Regions from separate parts of the Homo sapiens genome. Here region 1 is linked to region 2. A link is an interaction called in ENCODE POLR2A ChIA-PET data of the cell type or tissue named here. Cell type or tissue: PC-3. All regions are shown on one strand. Links, peaks and the distances in the headings refer to the core of each region. The heading gives the core; the rest is flanking DNA.

Region 1 (10,681 bases), core at 1,168-9,167, 130 kb after region 2:
TAAATTAATGCAATTAGCCCTATGCTTATCATATGAGTTATAAATAATACCCACAATTTATGAATCTTTTGATTTTATTTGCAGCATTTTTTCCTATACAGAAATAAAGCTTTTAGGCCAGGCGTGTTGGCTCACGCCTGTAATCCCAGCACTTTGGGAGGCTGAGGCAAGCAGATCACTTGAGGTCAGGAGTTCAAGACCAGCCTTGCCAACATAGGGAAACCCTGTCTCTACTAAAAATACAAAAAATTAGCTGGGTGCAGTGGCACGCGCCTGTAATCTCAGCTATTCCGGAGGCTGAGGCAGGATAATCACTTGAACCTGGGAGGCAGATGTTACAGTGAGCCGAGATCGCACCACTGCACTCCAGCCTGGGCGACAGAGCGAGAATCCATCTCAAAAAAAAAAAAAAAAAAAAAAGAAAACAAGCTTTTAGGTTTATAAACTGAAAACTCTAGATGAACGATATTTTAAATTTCAATCAACAGCCCTTAATGACAGCTTAGATATAGAGGACCTGGGAGAGGAAGTCATCAAAAGGAACCCCAAGGTTTCTAGGGAATAATAGTAGTGTCCTTACAAGGCTTCTCCAGCAGGGATCCTCCCAGTGATAGGTCCTTCCTGGTGAGTTTAGGGAGCCAAAGTTTCAGAATCAATAATTCATTACTGTTTATTGCTTATTTATTTATGTATTTATTTTTAGAGACAGGGTCTCACTATGTTGCCCAGCGTGGAGTGCAGTGGCTATTCACAGTCATGCTAATAGCTCACTACAGCCTGGAACACTGGTGTTCGAGGGATGGTCCTGCCTCAGCTTCCCAAGTAGCTGGGACTACAGGAGTGGGCCATCATGCCTGCAGGTTTTAATGAATGATTTAAGAATAGTTTCAGGGCTGGGCGTGGTGGCTCACACCTGTAATCCCAGCACTCTGGGAGGCCGAGGCAGGAGGATCACCTGAGGTCAGGAGTTCAAGACCAGCCTGGCCATGGTGAAACCCCGTCTCTACTAAAAATACAAAAAATTAGCTGGCTTTGGTGGTGCGTGCCTGTAATCCCAGCTACTCGGGAGGCTGAGGCAGGAGAATCGCTTGAACCTGGGAGGTGGAGGTTGCAATGAGCCAAGATCGTGCCATTGCACAACAAGAGTGAAACTCCATCTCAAAAAAAAAAAAAATAATAGTTTCAGGCAGCTCACGCCTGTAATCCCAGCACTTTGGGAGGCCGAGGCGGGTGGATCACCTGAGGTCGAGAGTCTGAGACCAGCCTGGTCAACATGGTGAAATCCCATCTCTACTAAAAATGCAAAAATTAGCCAGGTGTGGTGATGCACGTCTGTAAACTCAGCTACTTGGGAGGCTGAGGCAGGAGAATTGCTTGAACCTGGGAGGCGGAGGTTGCAGTGAGCCAAGATCACGCCACTGCACTCCAGCCTGGGCGACAGAGACTTTGTCTCAAAAAAAAAAAAAAATAGTTTCAGATTTACAGAAAAGTTGCACAGATAGTCCAGAGGGTTCTCATATACCCAGAACCCAGTTTCGCCTATTACTTTGTTTTCGTTTTTAGATGGGGTTTTGCTCTTGTTTCTCAGGCTGGAGTGGAATGGTGTGATCTCAGCTAAATGCAACCTCCGCCTTCCAGGTTCAAGCAATTCTCCTGCCTCAGCTTCCCAAGTAGCTAGGATTACAGGCACCCGCCACCACGCCTGGCTAATTTTTGTATTTTTAGTAGAGACAGGGTTTCACCATGTTGAGCAGGCTGGTCTTGAACTCCTGACCTCAGGTGATCCACCTGTCTCAGCCTCCCAAAGTGCTGGGATTACAGGTGTAAGCCACCGTGTCCGACCAGTTTCTCCTATTATTAACATCTTACATTAGTGTGGTACATTTGTCACAGTTAATGAACCAGTAACGACACATTATTATTAACTGAAGACCATACTTTATCAGATTTCCTTAGTTTTAAATTTCGTATCCTTTTTCTATTCCAGGATCCCATCCAGGATACACCACATTATATTTATTCATAGTGTCTTCTTAGGCTCTTCTTGACTGTAGCAGTTGTTTCCGCTTTTTATCATCGTCATCCCACGTCAATTCACTGACTAATGGGAGCAAAACTCTATCTGAGCTAACCATGCACAGTATACAGAATCAGCAAATATTAATAGTTAAGTGTAGATATGTGAAGTCTATGTGGCCACAGCTCCTGGCTCATATCTCTCAATGCCCCTGTTACAGTCTTTTTTTTTTTCTTTTTCTTTTTCTTTTTTTTTTTTTTTTTGAGATGGAGTTTCACTTTTGTTGCCCAGGCTGGAGTGCAATGACGCAATCTTGGCTCACTGCAACCTCCGCCTCCTGGGTTCAAGTGATTCTCCTGCCTCAGCCTCCCAAGTAGCTGGGATTACAGACATACGTCACCACGCCCGGCTAATTTTGTATTTTTAGTAGAGACGGGGTTTCTCCATGTTGGTCAGGCTGGTCTTGAACTCCCGACCTCAGGTGATCCACCTGCCTTGGCCTCCCAAAGTGCTGGGATTACAGGCGTGAGCCACCGTGCCCGGCCTACAGTCTTTTGTTATAATGTTAGGACACTTTAGGATTCAGAGGCCGGCCTCAGAAAGCAGACTTTCTTGCTATCTGACTTTCTCCCGCTCTTATTTATTTATTCATTTATTTATGTTTTGAGATAATGTCTCACTCTGTTGCCCAGGTTGAAGTGCATTGGTGTAATCACTGCTCACTGCAGCTTTGATCTCCTGTACTCAATCAATCCTCCCACCTCAGGCTCCTGAGTAGCTGGGACTACAAGTGTGCACCACCATGTCCGGCTAATTTTTTATTTTTTGTAGAGACACTCTCCCTATGTTGCCCAGGCTGGTCTTAAACTCATGAGCTCAAGCAATCCACCTGCTTCGGCCTTCCAAAGTGTGGGAATTACAGGCATGAGCCACCACACCGGGCCTTCCTGTTCTCATTGCACCTGCCAGATGCAGGACTCTAATCTGATTGTGAGTCATAAGACCCTGATTGCAGAGAGGGTCCTACCCCGTAGCCTGGAGGAAGGAAGGCTGCATAGAGAGACCAAGAAGAATCTAACAGACATGCATCTCTCCATTCACATCCTCTGTCATATCCTTTCTAATAAGCTGGTAAACGAAGTGTCTCCCTTAGTTCTGTGAGCTGCTCTAGCAAATGAATTGAGTCCAAAGAGGGGGCTGTAGGAGCCCCAACTTGAATCTGCTGGGTCAGAAATTCTGGAGTCTTGGGTTTTGACTGGTGTCTGAATGGGGTGGGTGGGGGCAGTTTTGGGGTTTGAGCCCTCAACCTGTGGCCTCTTGGTAGATGGTGTCAGAATCGAATTAGAGGACACCCAGCTGGTGTCTGCTGCAGAACTGATTGCTTGTTTGCTGGTGGGGAGAAATCCTCCATATTTGGTCACAGGAGTCTTCTGTCTGTGTTGATTGTTACTGTTGAGTGAGATAACAGGAACAAACACTCTGAGTTTGTGTGTTTTCCCACACACAAGATCCCTATCTCCATTCTCCCTCCTGCTTCAGTCTTCCTTCTCTGAGGTTCTCAGATGCCCTCCCACCTCCTATATCCCCTCCAGTGTCCTGCACTTTCCTTCTTTGCCCTCTGACTTGAACCTAACAATGGTAAGTTTTCTTTGAAGTCTGATGCTACTTTCTAGCCTTGCTTGCCAAAGGTTGAGATTACCCCCACCTATGGCCATAAACTTGTTTTGTATCTATTAATTTATTTAAATTTCTTTCCTATTTAGGGTAGCTGGCAGGTATTATTAGTACCGAGTCTCCAGTGCAACTCTAAGCAAGAAGTTGCTCCTTCTAATACTGGGGACTGCAGGCCGGGCGCGGTGGCTCACGCCTGTAATCCCAACACTTTGGGAGGCCAAGGCGGGCAGATCACAAGGTCAGGAGAATGAGACCATCCTGCTAACACGGTGAAACCCCGTCTCTACTAAAAATACAAAAAATTAGCCAGGCGTGGTGGTGGGTGCCTGTAGTCCCAGCTACTCAGGAGGCTGAGGCAGGAGGATGGTGTGAACCCGGGAGGTGGAGCTTGCAGTGAGCCGAGATCACGCCACTGCACTCCAGCCTGGGCAACAGAGTGAGACTGCGTCTCAAAAATATATATATATATTGGGGGCTGCAAAAAGTAAAGACAGGGAATTTGAGAAGGAGTGCTGGTATACGGGGGAAGTTACTTTGCTTGGTTTGTCTGTGTCCTAAGTAGAGATGAGACGTACAAGTGCAAAAGTTCTGGAGAAAGTTAAATACTGATTCAGTACATGGATGAGAGGTCGGTGTTTAAAATGGAGATTTGAAAGTTGTCTGCTTTTGGAGGTGGCAGGAGAAAGCATGAGAGTGAATGAGCCACTGAAGGGGAAGAGTGGAGGGCAGAGGAAAGGAAAGAGCTTTTTCACAGCTATGGGGAATAGCTGAGAAAGGAAAAAAGTACCCACAGGGACAGGGGAGGGCTAGAGCTGTAGAAAATAATAGAGCAGTGGTATAGAAATCCAAGGAGAAAAGAGTGTGAAAAAATAGGGAGCAGAAGCACAAGAGACATCCGGTAGAAGGAGGACTCAGAAAAGCCTTCAGTTTCCAAGCTCAACTGCAGGTGAGGGACAAGGGAACTTGGAATTACTGCATATAAACTGCTTGAAGATGGTGAATAGAAAGGAAAGAAATATGGCCAGGTGCGGTGACTCACACCTGTAATTCCGGCACTTTGGGAGGCTGAGGCGGGCAGATCTCCTGAGGTCAGGAGTTCAAGACCAGCCTGGACAACATGATGAAACATCATCTCTACCAAAAATACAAAAGTTAGCCGGGTGTGATGGCACACACCTGTAGTCCCAGCTACTTGGGAGGCTGAGGTAGGAGAATCTCTTGAACCCAGGAGGTGGGCCAAGATTGCGCCACTGCACTCCAGCCTGGGCGACGGAGCAAGACTCTGTCTCAAAAAAAAAAAAAAAAAAAAAAAAAAAAAGCAGAGCAGCTACAAGTTACAAGTTGCAAAAGGGTTAGGATAAGGATAAGATTCTTCTCTACACCTTTTTGAGGGCAGAAGGTAACTCAGATGTTACTTCCAGAAGGTGGAATTAAGATGTTGGCCTTTAGTTTCCTCACTCAGTAGGAAGTAAGCTCATGAAGGCAGGGATTGCTGCCTATTGTTGACTTCTGCTATATTCCAAGAGCCTAGAACAGTGCCTGGTACCTGGTAGGTGTTCGATAAATATTGCTGAATAATAGAGCTCAGGAATTAAGTCTAGACACTAGGAAGAGAGGCTGGCTGTAGAATAAGGATACACTGGGTGTGGTGGCTCATACCTGTAATCCTAGCACTTTGGGAGGCCGAGGTGGGAAGATCACTTAAGGCCAGGAGTTCGGGATCAGCCTGAGCAACATAATGAGCCCCCATCTGTACCAAAAAAAAAACAAAAAAACTAAAAACATTTTTTATCTATATAATTTTCTTTTTTTTGAAATAGAGTCTCACTCTGTTGTGCAGTGGCACGATCTTGGCTCACTGCAACCTCTGCCTCCGAGTTCAGGTGATTCTCCCACCTCAGCCTCCTGAGTAGCTGGGATTACAGGTGCACGCCACCATGTCCAGCTAATTTTTGTAGTTTTAGTATACAGGGTTTTGCCATGTTGGCCAGGCTGGTCTCGAACTCCTGACCTCAAGTGATCCACCTGCCTCAGCCTCCCAAAGTGCTGGGATTACAGGCATAAGCCACCACATCTGGCAAATATATTTTTAAAAAATAGAATTAGGGATAAGTATCTCTTTCTTTTAGACCATGAGGAAGATTTATGAGCTAGAGGTAAGGAAGAGACTTAGGCCTGCTAGCTCTGGGCTGAATGCTATGGTACCCAGTGAGTTTAGACTATTGGAGGGCAGGCCTGTTAGGGGACTGAGGTCAGAAATCCCCTCCTGCTTCCATATAGGCAGCCAAGAGCTGGCCTGGGACACCAGCTGGGTGCTTTTCCCAGCCGTTTGCATTCCAGCCTGTATACAATGAAGAAAGAGTGACAGTGTGGTGACATGATTTAGGTTAATGAGCTACTGATCACCTGCCAAGTGGGTGGGAAGTTTTTTTTTTTTTCTGCCCACTTCTGTAGAAAAAATTTTTTATGAATGACTCATCTTGTCTCATTACTCAGAGTACAAATTTGTGAGCTGGTAATAAGAGGTCAAAACCTAAGGAGAACATATCCACCCCCACTCTCCAACACCCAGTTTCTGGTAGATGGATATGCTCATTATCTTGATTGTGGTAAAAATTTCATGGATGCATACATATGTCAGAACTATCAAATTGCACACTTTACATTTGTGCAGTTTACTGTTTGTCAGTTACACCTCAGTAGGGCTGTTTATGAAAAGGAAAAATCTTATATGTAAACTTTTTATAATCACAGAGTTTGGATACTTAATTTATTAACTTGCACATATAAATTTATCTAATTCATCTTTGCAGTCAAAGAGAAAGTCATTTCTAGAAAAAAAAAAACTGAATAATCATTTTGGGGAAAACAAAGGACAGCCTAGGGAGACTAGATACAAAGAGTGTCATTGTAGAATTTCTAGCCACACACCAGAATAAACTAGCCTCTCCCACTCCTGAGGGGAGAAATGAGGAAAAAGTCTTTGCTTAGCTGGAGTGAGAATGTTGCATTCTTTTGTAAGCTTTTTGTAATTCTTTGTTTATCTAGTTGACTTTCTCCTTGAGACCAGCCTTTCCTTCTCCGCTTCAATCTACAGGAAATCCTCCCTCTCCTATAGAGAGAAAGACAACTTTCTCCTAGGGAAGCCAGTTGTTCTGCCACTCTGCTGGCCCGAGGCTTCTATTTCTTAGTCCCCCTGATGTGCTACAAAACTTGAGAGACACAAATCTATCAAGTCTCTCAACTCCCTTATTCTAAAATGATACAGGCACATGCCACCATGCCCGGCTACTTTTTGTACTTTTTGTAGAGATGGGGTCTCACTACGTTGCCCAGAATGGTCTTAAACTCCTGACCTTAAGCAATCCCTGCACCTTGACCTCCCAAGTTCTGGGATTACATGCATGAGCCACTGCACTCAGGCATAAATTTGTGTTTTTTAAGCCACTAAATTTGTGGTACTTTGTTATAGCAGCCATAGAAACTAATACAAACGTTACCTGACACACAGTAGATAATCAATAAGCATTTGTTACTTGACCAACTTATATCTGGTACTTCAGCCAATAATAAAAATAATACTTCACGCCAGGAGCAGTGGCTCACGCCTGTAATCCCAGCACTTTGGGAGGCCAAGGCGGGTGGATCACGAGGTCAGGAGAAGCAGACCATCCTGGCTAACAGGGTGAAACCCCATATCTACTATAATTACAAAAAATTAGCTGGACATGGTGGCGGGCGCCTGTAGTCCCAGCTACTTGGGAGGCTGAGGCAGGAGAATTGCTTGAACCCAGGAGGCAGAGGTTTCAGTGAGCCGAGATCGTGCCACTGCACCCCAGCCTGGGCGACAGAGTGAGACTCCATCTCAAAAAAAAAAACAAAACACACACACAAAAAACTAAAAACCTTCACAATAGCAAAATGTGTTTAAATTCTTAATCTCATTTTGTTGTCACACTTATTAGCCTTACTTTATAGATAAGGAAATGGAAAATCAATTGCCCAAAGTCATATATATATATATATATATATATATATATATATATATATATATATATGTATTTTTTTTTTTTTTTTTTTGAGACAGTCTCGCTCTGTCACCCAGGCTGGAGTACAGTGGCATGATCTTAGCTCACTGCAACCTCTGCCTCCTGGGTCCAAGTGATTCTCCTGCCTCAGCCTCCCAAGTAGCTGGGATTACAGGTGCCAGCCACCATGCCCAGCTAATTTTTGTTATTTTCAGTAGGGATGGGGTTTCACCATGTTAGCCAGGCTGACCTTGAACTCCTGACCTCAGGTGATCCACCCGCCTTGGCCTCCCAAAGTGCTGGGATTACAGATGTGAGCCACCACTCCCGGCTGAAATCCCATATATTTTAAGAAGCAAAAAGTAGATTTAGAACTGACATCCTAGTTTTCTCTTTTAATGACATTGTGTCAACAATAAATGACATGTAAAAAAAATCACTCACAATCCTTTGACTCTATTTAATAGATCAACCAGTTTTATTTTTCCATGTCTTCAAGGTCTCATCCATACAAATACACATTAAAAATATTTATGCCAGGCCAGGTGCGGTGGCTCACGCCTGTAATCCCAGCACTTTGGGAGGCCAAGACGGGTGGATCACGAGGTCAGGAGATGGAGACCATCCTGGCTAACACCGTGAAACCCCATCTCTACTAAAAATACAATAAAAATTAGCCGGGCATGGTGGCGGGCGCCTGTAGTCCCAGCTACTCAGGAGGCTGAGGCAGGAGAATGGCATGAACCTGGGAGGCGGAGCTTGCAGTGAGCTGAGATCGCGCCACTGCACTCCAGCCTGGGCGAGAGAGCGAGACTCCGTCTCAAAAAAAAAAAAAAAAAAAAAAATTTATGCCAGGTGCGGTGGCTCATGCCTGTAATCCCAGCACTTTGGGAGGCTGAGGCAGGCGGATCACCTTAGGTCAGGAGTTCAAGACCAGCCTGGCCAACATGGTGAAACCCCGTCTCTACTAAAAATACAAAAATTAGCCGAGTGTGGTGGTGGGTGCCTGTAGTCCCAGCTACTTGGGAGGCTGAGGCAGGAGAATTGCTTGAACCAGGGAGGTGGAGGTTGCAGTGAGCTGAGATTGCGCCACTGTACTCTAGCCTGGGTGACAGAGCAAGACTCCGTCTCAAAAAAAAAAAAAAAAAAAAAAAAGGGGCCAGGCGCAGTGGCTCATGCCTGTAATCCCAGCTCTCTGGGAGGCGGAGGCAGGCAGATCATGAGGTCAGGAGATCGAGACCATCCTGGCTAACACAGTGAAACGCCGTCTCTACTAAAAATACAAAAAATTTGCTGGGTGGCGGACACCTGTAGTCCTAGCTACTCGGGAGGTTGAGGCAGGAGAATGGCGTGAACCCGGGGGGCAGAGCCTGCAGTGAGCCGAGATGGTGCCACTGCATTCCAGCCTGGGCGACAGAGTGAGACGCCGTCTTAAAAAAAAAAAAATATGGCCAGGTGCAGTGGCTCATGCCTGTAATCCCAGCACTCTGGGAGGCCGAGGTGGGCAGATCACGAGGTCAAGAGTTCGAGACCAGCCTGGCCAACATAGTGAACCCCCATCTCTACTAAAAATTTAAAAATTAGCCGGGTGTGGTGGCACTCACCTGTAGTCCCAGCTACTCAGGAGGTTGAGGCGGGAGAATCGCTTGAACCTGGGAGGCAGAGGTTGCGGTGAGCCGAGATCGCACCATTGCACACCAGCCTGGGTGACAAGGTGAGACTCCATCTCAAAAAAAAAAAAAAAAAATTATAACTATATGGTGTATGTGTAAATATATGCATATATATAACTATATATAAACTACAGAAACCTTATATGTGCATATATATACAGTTTTCATTTTCTCTGTTCAATATTATTTTATCACCCAGTACATTGGTTTGGATTCTCTGAGAAGGAGATGCTCAAAGTTAGGAGCAGAAGAGGTTTATTGGGGGTAATGCCTGTGAAGGATATAGGGAGAGGAAGCAGGATGGATAGGGAGAGCCTCAAGTCATGATGCGGATCTGACAAAGTCTCAGTCAACTCCGCGGGAGACGAGGGGCAAAGTTGGGCAGAAATGGCCAGGCTTTAGCATGCACACCATGCTCAATCGTTGTCTGGAGGCTGCCTGGGAAGAGTGTGGTCTTAACATGAACATGATCGTGAATCCTGAAGTTGCTGTAGCTGGAAGCTGTGAGATAACTGCACTCCTACAGCTGAACAGAAAGTTCTTTTGTGAAAGGAATCCAAATGGGGTACCTCCATGGCTGCTCCAGTCTACCCTTTGTATCATGTGGATTCACTTCTCCAGACATAATTGGGCAGGGCTTCTCTTCCTGTGAAAAACTTAGATGAGCGTGATTAGTGGAATAATATACAGCCCCCATTGCTGCAGTTGTTCTTGGAGGTGCAACAGGTACTCATTGTTTCCTTCTTCTACTCTAAATCCCTCTTGCCCTCAGCTATCACTTCTACTAGTCTCAGTGGCTTACTGATGCTGTGGCCCAAACCCTAATTCCTCAGGGGTCTGAGGCCCCTTTCTCAGGCCAGGGTTGCTGCATTTATCATTCATAGTCATAACTAAGCAAAGGAGTACCAAGAAATGCCCAAGTCGCAGTGGCGCATGCCTGTAATCTCAGCCCTTTGAGAGGCTGAGGCGGACGGATGACCTGAGGTCAGGAGTTCGAGACCAGCCTGACCAACATGGTGAAACCCCATCTCTACTAAATACAAAAAATTAGCAGGGTGTAGTGGCGCATGCCCGTAATCCCAGCTATTTGGGAGGCTGAGGCAGGAGAATCACTTGAACCTGGGAGGCGGAGGTTGCAGTGAGCCAAATGGCGCCATTGCACTCCGGTCTGGGCAACAAGAGTGAAACTCCATCTAAAAAAAAAAAAAGAAGAAAGAAATGCCCAAGTGAGTCACCACACATATTCTTCCCTGCCCCAATTGTAAAACAGCAGCCCCACCTCTTCCCTG
Region 2 (10,681 bases), core at 1,630-9,629:
CCCCCCAAAGTGTTGGGATTACAGGTGTGAGCCACAGCAAAAGTTTTAAAGTCTGGCAATATTGAGGGTTGACATGGTTATGAATCAACAAGCGCTTTCATTCACTGTTGCGGGAGTGTAATTTGGTAAAACTGTTTTGGAAAATAGTTTGATATTACCTGGTGAAGTCGAATATGTGAGTATTTCAATTTACATTTAATATCTCAGTAATCCTGCTCTTAGACATATGCCCTAAAAACACAGGCAGTAAAGTTTATAGTCTCACTGCTTGCATTAGCAAAAACTGGAAATGACCCAATATCCGTCAACCCTAGAATGATAAGTTGTGATATATTCACTGGATGGAATGTCATAGAGCAGTGGAAATTAATGAGCTACAGCCACACACATCCACTGGATGAACTTCAGAAAGTGAAAAAACCAAAACCCAGAAGAAAACATACAGTGCAATGCAATTTATAAATATTTAATATCAGGCAAAACTGAACAATATATTGTTTATGGGTAAATACATAGGTGGTAAAAATAATTAATAAAAAGCAATAGAATCATGACCATAAAATTAAGGATAGAAGTTACCTATAGTGAGCAAGGGAAAAGAGTTTGGGAATGGTTGTTTGGCAGTTAGTAACACCTTACATAGCATCTAATTTAATATGCTTGTTTTCCAATGAATGGCCAGCCATTTCAATATATACTATCATTTTCTTCTTCTTTTAACTGTTTCCTTTTACAGTTTTATCATATGCTTTTATTGTATACTAAGTTTCCTTGTATAGTTAGGTGTATTTCTGGATCTTAGCCTCTCTTTTTAAAAAAATTTTAATTTAATTTTATTTTTTTAAGACAGAGTCTCACTCTGTTACCCAGGCTGGAGTGCGGTGGCAGGATCCTAGCTCACTGCAGCCTCAAACTCCTTGGCTCAAGTGATCCTCCCACCTTGGTGACCTGAGTAGCTGAGATTATAGGCGCATGTCTCTTTTGTTGATTCTTTTTGTCTATTTCTCCACCCATAACACACTGTTTTAGTTAATGTTTTGAAATACTATATTTCAAAGTATAGTATATTTTGAAATCTAATGCTGAGAGTCTTCTGTTATTGGTTTTATTAACTAAAAAAATTATTCCTATATATGGAAGATTGTATTTTCCAAATGTGGCCACAATGTTTCTGGTTCCACACACTGTTTCAGAACCTTACAACTTCCCTGTCAAGAGGTGGAGTCGGCCGGGCATGGTGGCTCACACCTGTAATCCCAGCACTTTGGGAGGCTGAGGCAGGTGTACCACCTGAGGTCAGGAGTTTGAGACCAGCCTGGCCAACCTGGTGAAACTCTGTCTCTACTAAAAATACAAAAAATTAGCTGGATGTGGTGGCGGGTGCCTGTAATCCCAGCTATGTGGGAGGCTGAGGCGGAAGAATTGCCTGAACCCAGGAGGCAGAGGTCGCAGTGAGCTGAGATCATGCCATTGCACTCCAGCCTGGGTGACAGAGTGAGACTCCGTCTCAAAAATAAATAAATAAATAAACAGATAGATACATAGATAAATAAATAAATGAAAGAAATGGAGTCTAGTCCCCTGTTTCCTTGAACCTGGGAAGGCCTTTGTGACAGGCTCAGTAATTGGAATGTGGTGGAAGTGATGCTGTGTGACTGTCAAGTGTCGGCTGGAGTAGGTGACACACCTTCACATTTGCTGCTCTCTCTTGGAACACTCGCTCTTGGAACCCAGCTACCATGTTGTGAGGGAGCCAAGCAGCCATATGGAAAGGTCATGTGTAGATGTTCTGGCCCCAGCTGAAGGTCCAAGTGACAGCAGCATGAGTCTCCAGACATGTGAGTAAGTGAGCTATCAGATGATTCTAGCCTCTAGCCTTTAAGCTGCCTCCACTGACACCAAGCAGAGACAAGCTGTTCCTGCTGAGCCCTGTCCAAACTACAGATCTGTGGGCAAAAGTAATGTTGTCATTGCTTTAAGCCACTAAGTTTTGGGGTAGTTTGTTACACAGCACTAGGTAACTGGAACAGTATACATTCGCATTTCCAGGCTAGTTTTAGAAAGAGCTTGTCAAGTTTCATAAAAAATCTCACCCCTCTGAGGTAACATGTTCTGATAAGTATCCTGCCGTATTCACTTCCATGTCATTGCAAACACAGGGCCACTTAAATAGAGGTTTTGTTTTGTTTTGTTTTCTGAGATAGAGTCTCGCTCTGTTGCTCAGGCTGGAGTGCAGTGATGCAATCTCGGCTCACTGCAACCTCTGCTTCCCAGGTTCAAACGATTCTCCTGCCTCAGCCTCCTGAGTAGCTGTAACTACAGGTGTGTGCCAGCATGCTCAACTAATTTTTGTATTTTTAGTAGAGATGGGGTTTCACCATGTTGGCCAGGTTGGTCTCAAACTCCGGGCCTCAAGTGATCTGCCCTCCTTGGCCTCCCAAAGTGCTGGGATTGCAGGCGTGAGCCACTGCGCCTGGCCTTAAATAGAAGTTTTTGTTGCTATTGTGGTTGAATTTGTTTTTAAAACTGGGGATTATACTATAGTTATAGAATTATTCACATAACTCTACGATTACTTTTTTTCATGAACAATGTATTGCACACATTCCTCTAGGTCAGATAGTATTGAGAGTAGAGAGTCTGCCACACATCAAAATAAGGAAGTCAGGGAAGGGACTCCTAAGAGCATGCCAGAGGAGGCACAGAGCAGATATCCAGAGCATGGAGCCAGCTGGTCAAACACTTGGAAGATGAAAGTGGGAGGACTGGATGCAGGAATGTGAGAAGGAGGACCTCACTAATCCCTGAGATGAGTGCAATTGCCTGATGCTGTCTTTTAGAGACTTACTGGAGTGCAGTGTGTGAGATAATGCTTGAAGGACCAACGATGGGATAGAAATCTCCCAATGCTCTCTTATATCCTTTGTCCTGGTGGACTGGCACTACAGCTTTTCTGAGGGTGTCCCTGAGCTCAACAAACTTTCTAGAACCTTCTACATGGCCTCATAAGCCATGGTGCTGGCAGGAGATCCTAGGTGATATAGTAGACTTTTCCCACAGCACACTCCTCAGCTTTGCTATTCTTGCTCATCTAGCCTGGTTCTGGGGTGTGGGGTAGAATCTTTGTGAGTGCAGCAGAGAGAGGTATCTGGGTGGGTACCCTCTGCATGTTGCTGGTGCCTGGGTTGTCTGTTACAGGAGGGCCTCTTGTTTTTGGAGTCTGTTTCAGTGATGTAGGGTTAGACATAGTGAGAGGATGCCAAGATCAGGATAAAAGTGAATAGAATTTTAAGCTTTTATTATGAAAAAGATTTCTTTCTTTACAAAATTAATTTTATTGTGTATATTTAAGATATATATAATATTACTATAGTGAAGCAAATTAATATATACGTCTTCTCACAGTTACTCAATTTTTTTTTGTTTTTTTTTTGGAAGAACAGCTAAAAACTATGAAAAATTTCAAATATATAAGAGGAGAAGGAAGAATGTAATAAACACTCACATACACATACCCATCATCCTGCTTGAATGATTGTCCACATCTGATCATCTATTTTTTTTTTTTTTTTGAGACAGAGTCTTGCTCTGTCGCCCAGGCTGGAGTGCAATGACATAATCTCTGCTCACTGCAACATCTGCCTCCTGGGTTCAAGGGATTCTCCTGTCTCAGACTCCCTGGTAGCTGGGATTACAGGCATGCGCCACCACACCTGGCTAATTTTTTGTATTTTTAGTGCAGACAGGGTTTCACCATGTTGGTCAGGCTGGTTTCAAACTCCTGACCTTGTGATCTGCTCACCTTGGCCTCTCAAAGTTCTGGGATTACAGGTGTGAGCCACAGCGCCCAGCCCCCCCAACCTTTTTTTTTGAGACGGAGTTTGGCTCTTGTCGCCCAGGTTGGAGTGCAGTGGCGTGATCTCGGCCTGCAACCTCTGCCTCCCAGGTTCCAGCGATTCTCCTGCTTCAGCCTCCTGGGTAGCTGGGATTACAGGCACAGACCACCATGCCTGGCTAATTTTTGTATTTTTAGTAGAGATGGGGCTTCACCATGTTGGCCAGACCGGTCTTGAACTCCTGACCTCAGGTGATCTGCCTGCCTTGGCCTCCCAAACTGCTAGGATTACAGGCATGACCCACCGCACCTGGCCCTGATCTTTTTTTTTTTTTTTGACAGAGTCTCGCTCTGTTGCCCAGGCTGGAGTGAAGTGGCGTGATCTTGGCTCACTGTAACGTCGGCCTCCCATGGTCAAGAGATTCTCCCGCCTCAACCTCCTGAGTAGCTGGGATTACAGGCATCTGCCATGATGCCCAGCTAATTTTTGTATTTTTAGTAGAGATGGGGTTTCACATGTTGACCAGGCTGGTCTTGAACTCCTGACCTCAGGTGATCCGCCCACTTCAGCCTCCCAAAGTGCTGGGATTAGAGGCGTGAACCACCGCGCCTGGCCGATCATCTTGTTTTATCCATGCCTCCCCACTCTAAGTTAATATAATGCAGACATTCATTATATTGTATCATCTTTAAATACTTAGGTATTTACAGTAAATAATTTAATGTGACTAAAAAATAAAGACTCTCTTTTAATAATGCCCAAAGCCATGATCACACCTAAAAATTAAAAATTATCTCTTAGTATCATTACACATCTAGTCAGTGTTCAAATTTCTCTAGTTTTCTCAAAAACTGTATTTTTCTCTTGATAGGTTCAAATCAGGATCAACAAAGGTCACGCATTGCGTTGTAATTGGTTCGGTTAATGTGTTTCCTAATTCTTTCTAATCCATAGTCTGTCTCTCTCAGTGGGTCTGTTGAGGAGACAGGTCATTTGCTCTATAAGATTTCTCACATTCTGGATTTTTATTATTGTATCTTTATGGTGGTGTTTGTTTGTTTGTTTGAGACAGGGTCTGGCTCTGTCACCCAGGCTGGAGTGCAGTGGCATGATCACAGCTTACTGCAATCTCCACCTCCTGGATTCAAGCAATTCAAGCAGGATGATGGGTATGTTTATGTGGGCATTTATTACATTCTTCCTTCTCCTCTTATATGTTTGAATTTTTTCATAGTTTTTAGCTGCTCTTGCCAAAAAAACAAAAAAACGAGTAACTATTTGAGATGTTGTGTGCCTATGGTCCCAGCCTCAGCCTCTGGAGTAGCTGGGACCACAGGCACATGCCACCATGCCCAGATAATTTTTGTATTTTTTTGTAGAGAGGGGGTTTTTGCCATGTTGGCCAGGCTGGTCTTGAACTCCTGAGTTTAAGTGATCCACCCGGCTTGGCCTCCCAAAGTGCTGGGATTACAGGAGTTAGTCACCGTGCCTGGCCTATAGTATTTTTAAACTTGTTCTTCTGTTCCTTGTATCTCCTATAAACTGATGAGAGACCTAGAGGCTTGATCAGACTTTTTTTTTTTTTTTTTTGAGATGGAGTTTCTCTCTTGTTGCCCAGGCTGGAGTGACTGCAGTGGCACGATCTTGGCTCACTGCAACCTTTGCCTCCCAGGTTCAAGTAATTCTCCTGCTTCAGCCTCCCAAGTAGCTGGGATTACAAGCATGTGCCACCAGTCCTGGTTAATTTTTTGTATTTTTAGTAGAGATGGGGTTTCACCATGTTGGCCAGGCTGGTCTCGAACTCCTGACCTCAAGCGATCTATCCGCCTTGGCCTCCCAAAGTGCTGGGATTACAGGCATGAGCCAACACATCCGACAGGTGGGCAGCTCTGTTGCCCAGGCTGGAGTGCAGTGACGTGATCTCAGCTCACCAAAACCTCCATCTCCCATGTTCAAGCTATTCTTCTGCCTCAGCCTCCTTAGTAGCTGGGACTACAAGTGCACACCACCACACCTGGCTAATATTTGTATTTTTGGTAGAGATGGGGTTCACCATATTGGTGAGGCTGGTCTCGAACTACTGGCCTCAAGTGATCCACCCGCCTCGTCCCCCCAAAGTGCTGAGATTACAGGTGTGAACTACCATGCCCATCCCTTTTGTTCATTTTCTAACTGGAGTGTTTGGTTTTTTACTGTTGAGTTTTTAGAGTTTTCCACTCATTCTAGATACAAATCTTTTGTCAGATATGGCATGAATCCTTTAGACATAGCCCCAGTTGTCTTTTTTTTTTTTTTTTTTTTTTGTGACAGAGTCTCGCTCTGTCGCCCAGGCTTGATCGAGTGCAATGGCGTGATCTTGGCTCGCTGCAAGCTCTGCCTCCCAGGTTGAAGTGATTCTCCTGCCTCAGCCTCCTGAGTAGCTGGGATTACAGGCGTGTGCTACCATGCCCGGCTAATTTTTGTATTTTTAGTAGAGATGGGGTTTCACCATTTTGGCCAGGCTGGTCTCGAACTCCTGACCTCAGATGATCCAGTCACCTCTGCCTCCCAAAGTGCTGGGATTACAGGCGTGAGCCACTGCGCCCGGCCGCCCCAGTTGTCTTCAGTAGTTTCCCTGCCTTCAGGTAGGGCAATTGCTCTTACCAGAATGAAGAAGATGAATGGGATGGAATATTGCTGAGTGGAATTTTAAGCTTTTAGGAAGAGATAGAAATGATGTAGAACTACATTATCCTTTCTCATTCTGAAGAAGTTTGGTTATTGAAGAGAACAGAGCAGAGACCAAGGAGAGAAACTTCTGGTAAAACCTTGTAAATCCCAAGGCTCCCTGTAACTTCCTACTCATTTTGAGCACTTCCTTTATATCCATTTATTCATTAAAGTGTACTAAGTGCCAACATCCAAGCTAGGTGCTGGGAGTTAACAGGGAGTTTAGATTCCAAGAGACATGAGTTTATGATGAGGTTAAGTGTGGCAGGCTTTGTGAGCGTTAAAATGGGCCCCTGGCCTGGAGGAGCCAGGGAAGGAGGCTTCCCAGAGGACAAGGAAATCTGGCCTGGATGGCAGGTGAGGCAGAAGGAGGGAATCAGGACTCCAGTTGAGGTGGACATTTCAGGGAGCATGTTTAAAGGCCTCAAAGGGAAAGTATGGTGTATTCCTGGGGTGGTGAGACCATCCTGGGGGTCCTAGGCTGCTCCAATGTTTAAAAGAAAGACACCTTTTCAGAAGACTGAAAAGAATGTAGGTCAATACCTGAATGTTGTTTAATATTGTCTAGGGAGAGAATAAAGGAGTCAGTAGAATTACCATTTGGGCTGGGCACAGTGGCTCATGCCTGCAATTCCAGCACTTTGGGAGGCCGAGGTGGGCAGATATCTTGAGTTCAGAGGTTCGAGACCTGCCTGGCCAACATGGTGAAACCCAGTCTCTACTAAAAATACAAAAATTATCCAGGTGTGGTGGTGCACGCCTGCAATCCCAGCTACTTGGGAGGCTGAGACAGAAGAATTGCTTGAACCCAGGAGGCAGATGTTGCAGTCAGCCAAGATCATGCCACTGCACTTCAGCCTGGGCGACAGAGCAAGACGCTATCCAAAATAAAATAAAATAAAATAATAATTACCATTTGGCTGCTATCTCTATCAAATTTCTATCAGATTCCTTCTATAAAGGAATTTCTATCAGATTCCTTCTATAAAGAATTGAGTCAGGTGTGATGATTATGCCTGTAACACTGAGGCTGCAGCGAGCTGTGATTGTGCCACTGTATTCCAGCCTGGGCACCAGAGTAAGACCCTGTCTCAAAAAAAAAAAAAAAAAAAAAAAAAAAAAGAATTGTAGGCAGGGCATGGTGGTTCACTTGTGTAATCCCAGCACTTTGCAAGGTTGAGGCAAGATGATCACTTGAGCCCAGGAGTTTGAGACCAGCCTGGGCAATATAGGGAAACCTTATTTTGAAAAAGAAGAAAAGAAGGAGGAGGAGGAAGGAAGGAGAAGAAGAGGAAGAAGGAGAAGAAAGAAAAAGAGGAGGAGGAAGAATAAGGAGAAGGAAAAGAGGAAGAAGGAGGAGGAGGAGAAGAGGAAGAGGAGGAAGAGGCAGAAAAGAAAGAAATGAAGAAGAGGAAGAAGAGAAGAAGGAGAAGAAGAAGAAGAACAACAACAGCAACAACAACAACAACAACAACACCTCCACCACCACCACCTAGCACAGGGAAAGGAGACATCTCTGAGTAAGGTTCTAAAATACCATCTGGGTGAGGAGACAAGAGTGCCATGGCCTGGCCTGTTGGATTGGTTCACCATGGTGTTCCTAGCCCTCCTGTGTGGTAATGTTCCTGTATTCCAGGTAGAGGTGACACATTTAACCTCCTGATATGGTTTGGATCTGTGTCTCCACCATATCTCATGTTCAGTGGTAATCCCTAGTGTTGGAGGTGGGGCCTGGTGGGAGGCCGTAAAGGCATTTCAGAGACCTTTGCAGCAGCTCCTCCCATCACAGGCCCAGAGGCCTAGGAGGACTGAATGGTTTTGTGGGCCATGTCCAGGCTCCCCCTGCTCTGTGCTGCTCCCTGCATTCCAGCTGCTCCAGCTCCAGGCATGGCTCAAAGGGGCCCAGGTATAGCTTGGGCCACTGCTCCAGAGAGTGCAAACCTAAGCCTTGGTGGCTTCCATGTGGTGTTAAGCCTGAAGCTGTGCAGAGTGCAAGAGTTGAGGCCTGGGAGCCTCTGCCTAGATTTCAGAGGATGTATGGAGAAGACTGGGCTCCAGGCAGAAGCCTGCTACAGAGGCAGAACACTTATGGAGAACCTCTACTAGGGTCGGGTGGAGGGGAAATGTGGGGTTGGAGCCCCCACACAGAGTCCCCAGTGGGGCACTGCCTAGTAGAGCTGTGAGAAGAGGGCCACTGTCTTCCAGACCCCACAATGGTAGATCCACTGCCAGCTGGCACCCTGCACCTGGAAAAGCCACAGGCACTCAACACCAGCCCATGAGAGCAGTCATGGGAGCTGAACCCTGCAAAACCACAGGGGCAGAGCCCAAGGCCTTGGAAGCCCATCCATAGCACCAGTGCGCCCTGGATTTGGGACATGGAGACAAAGGAGATTATTTTGGAGTATTAATATTTAACAACTGCCCTGCTGGGTTTTGGACTTGCATGGGGCCTGAAGCCCCTTTCATTTGGCTCATTTCTCCCTTTTGGCATAGGAGTATTTACCCAATGCCTATACCCCCATTGTATCTTGGGAGTAACTAACTTGTTTTTTATTTTACAGGCTCATAGGTGGAAGGGACTTGCTTTTTCTCAGATGAGACTTTGGACTTTGGACTTTTAAGTTAATGCTGGAATGAATTAAGACTTTGGGGATTATTGGAAAGGCATAATTGTATTTTGAAATGTGAGAAGGACATGAAATTTGTGGGGGGGCCAGCGGCAGAATGATATGGTTTGAAACTGTGTCCCCAACAAATCTCATGTCAAATTGTAATTCCCAGTGTTGGAGGTGGGGCCTGGTGGGAGATGACTGGATCATGGGGGGTGGGTTTCTCATGACTGGTTTGGCACCACCCCCCTTGGTACTATCCTTGAGACCGTGAGTGAGTTCTCCTGAGATCTGGTTGTTTAAAAGTGTGTGGCACCTCCCCCCTTGCTCTCTCTCTCTTGCTCCTACTCTGGCCGTGTGATGTTTGTGCTCCTCCTTCACCATCTGCCATGATTGTAAGTTTCCTGAGGCCTCCTGAGAAGCCGGGCAGATGCCAGTGTCATGCTTCCTGTAGAGCCTGCAGAACCATGAGCCAATTAAACCTCTTTTCTTTATAAATTACCCAGTCTCAGGCATTTATAGCAATGCAAGAGCAGCCTGATAAACCTCCCAACAGCTGCGTTCTCCCAGTCGTCTTGCCATCAGTGGAAATATATTACACTATACACAACAGGGATCCTGGGGTCTCCTGTGTGTGAGGGAGCATGTTACATTCTCTTGAGAGTGATGGGTGAGATTTTTAGGTTCATTAAAAGAAAGCATGGGTTAAAAAAAAACCAAAACTTTAGAAACACCGATTTACATTCTCTACCCCCAGGTCTCCTTGTGACGATCACCCCCAAAATTTTCAGATTTTGTCTGGCCATAAAATTGAGATTTGGGCATTATTAGCATCATGTTGGAATCACTGGTGTGAACTAGTTACCATAACCCCCACTGGAGGCCTCTTTAGCCCTTTCTTGTGCATGATACAAAGGGTAGGCAGAAGAAGAGACACAGGCCCTGGGCCCCCAAAGACAAGGCCATCTGAAGGACAGGGTTACGAGTTTATTTCTTGGTGCCTCCAAGAGCTCATGGAAAAGCAGCACAGTGAGCAACAAGCAACAGTGGTCAGTAAATGTATATGACTCAACACATTGCCACAGTCTCAGCTTGGCTGTGTGGTACATGCTGCCAAGGGTCGGGTGCCAAGAGAGAGCAGAATGAAGCCAGGTCCCCAAGGAAGTGAGGGCCCAAAATAGGGAGTGTGGGTGATGAGGGTGGAGTTCAAATCCAGATGTCAGAGCTACAATCGCCCCCAGGGTAGCGGAGCTCATGGGCAAGGGCTGGGCCAAGGGGCTCCTTCCCGAAGTCCACCAGGAAGTTGGGGTTCAACTTCAGCCCTCCTTTTACTGTGTCTACATCAACCTGCAGCATCACAGAGCCTTCCCTGGTGGAAAAGGGAATGGGGTAAGGGAGAGGTCAGAGGTGGCTGCCCCCTTCCCCTAAGATTTTAGGGGAAAGCTCCTGAGGAAGGAGGAATGACCAGGGTCTCAATGGGCCATCTGTGTGGTGGGGTACAGGGGTCTCCTTGAGGAGTCTTCA

What was found. ChIA-PET counts read pairs that join two places held together with the same protein. Peaks named below come from ENCODE experiments on the same cell type or tissue, not always from the same donor. Only the 100,000 strongest peaks of a DNase experiment are listed, where the experiment ranks them.
Region 1: POLR2A ChIA-PET joins it to region 2 with 10 read pairs; 4 of 35 experiments call an interaction of 5 or more read pairs at or near these places.

What each region holds. Positions count from the first base shown.
Region 1 is chr1:151,488,855-151,499,535 of GRCh38, forward strand. No RefSeq gene overlaps it. Among named protein-coding and RNA genes, the nearest start is that of CGN, 17 kb to the right of the region's middle. In PC-3, for the core only: no CTCF peak of the experiment used is centred there; a DNase peak (open chromatin) is centred at 6,137; H3K27ac peaks cover 433 bases.
Region 2 is chr1:151,354,180-151,364,860 of GRCh38, forward strand. SELENBP1 (selenium binding protein 1) reads right to left here. Exons shown (of 12, transcript NM_003944.4): 12 at 10,125-10,526. The coding sequence ends at 10,364. Among named protein-coding and RNA genes, the nearest start is that of RFX5, 12 kb to the left of the region's middle. RefSeq lists a silencer at 5,422-5,576. In PC-3, for the core only: no CTCF peak of the experiment used is centred there; no DNase peak of the experiment used is centred there.